2 separate regions of the Homo sapiens genome follow, and region 2 is linked to region 1. Evidence: read pairs that join two places in POLR2A ChIA-PET (ENCODE). Cell type or tissue: OCI-LY7. All regions are shown on one strand. Links, peaks and the distances in the headings refer to the core of each region. The heading gives the core; the rest is flanking DNA. Region 1 overlaps NET1 (neuroepithelial cell transforming 1). Region 2 overlaps TASOR2 (transcription activation suppressor family member 2).

Evidence for each region. Peaks named below come from ENCODE experiments on the same cell type or tissue, not always from the same donor. Only the 100,000 strongest peaks of a DNase experiment are listed, where the experiment ranks them.
Region 2: POLR2A ChIA-PET joins it to region 1 with 5 read pairs; 2 of 35 experiments call an interaction of 5 or more read pairs at or near these places.

Annotation. Positions count from the first base shown.
Region 1 is chr10:5,423,367-5,426,287 of GRCh38, reverse strand. The region is part of intron 1 of NET1 (neuroepithelial cell transforming 1); the gene reads right to left. Among named protein-coding and RNA genes, the nearest start is that of NET1, 12 kb to the right of the region's middle. In OCI-LY7, for the core only: no CTCF peak of the experiment used is centred there; no DNase peak of the experiment used is centred there.
Region 2 is chr10:5,687,276-5,690,196 of GRCh38, reverse strand. All of the region lies in intron 1 of TASOR2 (transcription activation suppressor family member 2), which reads right to left. Among named protein-coding and RNA genes, the nearest start is that of TASOR2, 3.9 kb to the right of the region's middle. In OCI-LY7, for the core only: no CTCF peak of the experiment used is centred there; DNase peaks (open chromatin) are centred at 1,496 and 2,436; H3K4me3 peaks cover 2,213 bases; H3K27ac peaks cover 2,439 bases.

The sequences.
Region 1 (2,921 bases), core at 218-2,717:
AAATTTAGCAACATATTCACGTATAGTATTTTAAAAAACAAAAATAAAAGGATACTCTTAACAAAACCTAACTTCACATTATCTGCATTTCATGTAAATCCCTAATTTTTTAAAACTGCAATTTAACAAACAAAATACAAAGCTATGAATAACTACATTTGAGACAAAGATCTCAAGATTAAAATGTGATTAGAATTTTGTTCTTTACTATTAAAAGATTTTTCTGTGTTTCTTTTCCATTCAATGTAAACACATAAAGCAAGAAAGTCTTATGACAAAACCTGTCTTCACCTTTCTAAAATATAAGCCGCCATATGTTTATAAAGTATAAACCTCTGTGTTTATAAAATATGTAGAAATTACAAAAACATAGCTAGCACAAGAGATAAAGGCAGTTTATAAAGTGTATTTATTATTAATTACTTCAGATGTAAACAAATGTAGAATGAACACATTATTTTTTTCCTTGTGGAAATAAATGAAGATCAACCAAAAGAGAAAAGCAAAGGGTATTTATTCAGTGCTTGCTACAACAAGGGAGTCATCTATCGTCATTTGCATCTTGACAGAGACTAAAAGACAGGTAGACGAGTGTGAAGTTTCATAATGGAAAAAAGAGAAGGCTCAGGTATGGCCTGATGGAGGCTGTTGGCCTGTGGAGCTGTAGGCAGGCTAACTAGAAGTGGAGGCATCCTACTGTGATTGGTTAGGGGTATATCTGGCTTTCACAGGTTGGTTATGAATTGGAAGTGTGACAAAAATTAGGAAGCTGGCAGTTATTAATGAAGTCCTGGACATTTTAGGTCAATTGTTATGGTAGTTATTTGGCTTCTTGGACTGTGAAGTCATTGTCTGTTTATACATGTGATCCTTAAGCTTCATAGTCGTTGTTCATCAAGTTATAGAAACACCACTGATGAGTGTCTTTCCTGCAAAAATGTACAAGCTTAAACCAAATCAAGGGCTTCTGGAGTTTTCTAAGCTAAATATGAAGGAGAAATTTTGTTGTTGTTGTTGTTTTTGTTTTTTTTCCGACAAGGAACACAAAGGAAACTGGCTATAAGGTAAAAGAGGAGGTCTGGAAAGCTTCACAGATGAATTAATACTTAAGTAATACAAAGTATTACTGAATCTGAAAGAAAAATAGCAATTAACAAAGCATTAAGGTGGAGTGAAATGAGTTACATTCTGGAAACTGCAAGTAGTTCCTCACATTTGAGTAAAGAAATAAGGACGGGCTAAAGCATCATGAAAGGCCTCACTTACTGCACTCAGAGAGAATGGCCTTGATCTTGAGTATGTGTGGCAGCCATTGAATCTTAAGTAACGTGAACAATAGATTGTAAGAAGGCAAGACTGCTCAGTTGGGAGGCAGCTCTAATATTGCTTACAAAAGATGACTGGGGCTCTGGCAGCAGTAACAAGATTAGAGAGGAGAAGCTGATTTGAGAGACGGTTCGATGTCAAAATTGCCAGGAAAGACTTTCCCCTTTTCCTCCCTAAACCTGTTCAGTTATTACCAAGGTTCTTGACCTGGGGAAAATATGATGCCACTAACAGAAATTAGATGCAAAGATCTTAAGATATTTAAAACAAACATTTCCTAAATAATTATTTGGAGAAGATCAAAACACAGGAAGACTACTCATGGAGCTCAAACTATTTTTGACGGCCTCTTTAGTGGCGCAAAACAATCTAAGAAGCTGATTATTCCATCTTTTCTTGCTACTGCAGAAAAGTCAAGCATCAACAAAGAAAATGGTATTTTTTTCTTGAGAAAACCCTGGAACAAAGTATTTAAACAAAAAAAGTCATCTGAAATAAATTATAATTTGTATCAAGAAATACATAGGATTACTATCATAAACAAATGGTAAAATATTATGGAAAGACAGGACCTCTCTGTCATGAGTCCACAGATCACACTTAAAAATACTGCTCTAGGAATTAATACTCTTAGTGTATTAGGTGCTACTGTATGCTACATGGTTAGCAGGAGCCATCAGTGGGCACTGGCTTAAGAAAAAACAATTATGATGTCTCAGGTTATTTTAAATCTAATACAAATCTACATTACAAAGTGGCATTAACTGTGGCACTTAAAATATTCAGTAAATACTTCCTTTCAGGTTTAAGTATTAGGGAGCATTACAAAACCAAAGCTACTAATTTCTTTATTCCCTAGAAATGACCACACTAACCTCAGAATGCATTTGGCATCTAAAAGCTGGAAAGAAAAATGGTTCTTAAGAATTTTTAAAAGGTTAACTGGAAAAATATTTCCAATCATATGATAAAATTCTTTCCAGCAGTATCTGTAACCAGCTTTACAGTAATGCTATTTTTTCCCACTTCAATAACAAGATTCTATTTATTTTGAATACCCATGGAAAAAAGGAACCCAAAAAACAAACCGTGCCCACAAAGGATGTGAGACAGTGCCAACTTTCACAAATCTTGGAAAGACATATACTCATTTTTTCACAAGCGTCAGACTCAAAATGTAATAGCTATTTTAAATCCTTGTGGGGAAAAAAATGATTTCATAAAACATTAAGATTGCAAGTTATTTTTCCAGAGGATACACAGAATAACCTCCTAAAAAGGAGGGCTTAAAGGATGAAATGTAGAGCGAAAAGTGGCAGTCCACCTTTTCAAGAATTTTTGTCCATATATCCAATGTATTTTTCTATATATCCAAATAATTACAACATTTAAGGAATAAAATAAACTAATACATTAAGGAATTAGCTTAGTGTATTAAATTAAGTTCCCGATTTGACTCCTGTAGATTTTCCTTGGCCTTTAATGTTTTCCTTTCATATCATTTGGTATGTTTTTGAACAATGTATTTACACTAAATTAGGTTTAGTCTAAAGAAATCATAATTAAAATGATAAAGCTGCTGTTCAAAAGAAAAG
Region 2 (2,921 bases), core at 240-2,739, 260 kb before region 1:
AAAGCAAAAGCTGGTTATTTGTAGAGTAATAATAAAGTAGGTAATCTTTTAGCAAATATAAATAAGTAAAAAGGAAAAAATTAAATATTGAAAGCAAAGACGATACAACCACAAATACAAGGAAGATATTTCTAAAATTATAAATCACCATGTATAATTTATATCAATAAATCTGAAAACTATAAAAATATAATTTACCAACATTGGTCTAAATGGAAGAAACATTTAAATAAACCAATAATGATGAAGAAAATGAAAAGAGTAGTCAAAAACTCTACCCCCTCTTCCAAAAGACTAGTTCCAGAGATTTCCTGTTTTACTTTTAACTTATCAAAAATTATCAAAAATCCACAAGTTTGGCAATGTATGTCTGTTGGGGAAGCTGTGGGAAACAAAGTGAAAGAAGAGTAAAAGACCAGAAGAGAATATTTACTATGTAGATAATTTAAAAAATTATTTATACATTAAGATAAATAACACGAATGGAAATCACATTTAATAAATTATGAATAAACACATTTAAAAACATCTCCAATTTACAGATTTAAGAAGACAATCCCAAGCAAGATACATACATGCTTGTTTTTTTGTTTTTTTGAGATGGAGTCTTGCTCTGTCGCCCAGGCTGGAGTGCAGTGGCGTGATCTCTGCTCACTGCAACCTCTGCCTCCCGAGTTCAAGCAATTCTTCTGCCTCAGCCTCCCGAGTAGCTGGGACTACAGGCGCGCACCCCCATGCCGGGATAATTTTTGTATTTTTAGTAGAGACAGAGTTTCACCATATTGGTCAGGCTGGTCTTGAACTCCTGACCTCTTGATCCGCCCACCTCGGCCACCCAAAGTGCTGGGATTACAGGCGTGAGCCACCGCACCCGGCCAATACATACAAGTTAACAGCAAAGCAGCAAAAAGCTAAAGATCAAAACAAACAACAAAAGAACCCACAAAAAACAGTCAGAACAAAATGAATTGATAGACTGATAGGTGACTTTTCAATAGCAATAATGAAAGCCAAAAGACAGAGGAATAAGAGCTTCAGCATGTTAAAAGAAAACAATTGCCAACTTTTGTATTCAGCAAAAACATCATTCAAGAATGGCTGCAAAATAAAGACATTTTCAGGTGAACAAAAACTGAGTGTTCATCATCAATAGATCTTCAATAAAAGCCATTCCAAAAACTGTACTTTTTAAAGGAGACAGGGTCTTGCTCTGTCACCCAGGAAGGTGTGCAGTGGCATGATGATGGCTCACTGCAATATCAACCTTCTGGGCTCAAGCAATCCTCCCACCTCAGCCTCCCAAGTAGCTGGGAACACAGGTGTGTGCTACCACGCTCCACTAATTTTTTTTTTTTTGTAAAGATGGGGTCTCACTATGTTGCCCAGGCTGGTCTCAAACCTGGCTGAAGCAATCCTCCCAGCTCAACTTCCCAAAGTGCTAGCATCACACGCATGAGCCCACGCACCCAACCAATTTTCTGAAATTATATAATGAAATGTGTCATGTGAAAGAGCTGCACAATTCAGTGAACCAATGTTTTCCAAATGACACATGTGTAGGTAAAAGAGCCCTTGAAAGTGCATGGTAGGCCAATGTTAATGTCAGAGCATGAGAAGTTCATTCATATGATTTGCAATTCTACACTGCAGCTAACGTTTAACAAATTGTTAGGGGCTGGATGTTATAGTCCCAGTGCTTTGAGAGGCGAGGCAGGGGGACTGCTAGAGGCCAGCAGTTCGAGACTAGCTTGGGCAACATAGCAATACTGTCTCTACAAAAAAAAAAAAAAAAAAAAAAAAATTAAAAATTAGCTGGGCCTGGTGGTGTGTGCCTGTAGCCCTAGTTACTCAGGAGGCTGAGGCAGGATTGTTTGAACCCAGGAGTTGGAGGCTGTAGTGAGCTATGATCACATCACTGCACTCTAGCCTGGGCGACAGAGCAAGACACTGTCCTAAAAAACAAAACAGAAACAAAAACACAAAACTGTTAGGTTTTGATGAGTATCAAAAAAGAACATAATCATCTGAAAAGATTATTAAAATATTCATCTCTTTTCTAACTACTCAGCTGAATGACGCTGGATTTTCTTCATGCACTTCAACCAAAATAATACATGGCAACACAATGAATACAAAAGCAGATGAGACTCTAGTCATTAAAGGAGACCTTCAGCGTATTTGCAAAAATGTACAAAAATCCCATTCTTGTCACTAATTTTGGGGAGATAAAATATGTTAAGATGTAATGGGTTATTATATTTAAAGGTACCAATAAATAAACATACATTTCAAATTTATCAGTTTTAATATCTAATACGGTAATTATCAATTGATATAATCCAATAAACAAAAGATCTTTGGGATCTTCAGCAGTCTTTTGAGACGGAGTCTCACTCTGTCACCCAGGCTGCCGTAGAGTGACACAACCTTGGCTCACTGCAACCTGTCTCCCAGGTTCAAGTGATTCTCTTGTCTCGGCCTCCCGAGTAGCTGGGACTACCTGCACCTGCCACCACACCTGGCTAATTTTTGTATTTTTAGTAGAGATGGTGTTTCACCATGTTGGCCAGGCTGGTCCCTAACTCCTGACCTCAAGTGATCCACCTGCCTTGGCCTCCCAAAGTGCTGGGATTACAGGCGTGGGCCACCGTACCTGGCCCCCTCAATGGTTCTTAAAAAGTGTAGAGGGGTCCTGGGAATAAAGTTTCTAAATTGCTAAACTATAGGCACGTGCTTTAACATGAGTGAATCTCAGAAACAATGTTTAACAAAAGTAACTCATAGAATACAGAATGACTTTATTTAAATAAAGTTCAAAAACAGGTAAGAGTAAACAATGCTAGTTAAGGATATCTATATAGGTGATAAAACTGTTTAAAAAGGCAAGGGAATAATTAACACAAAATTAATAATGGCCAGGG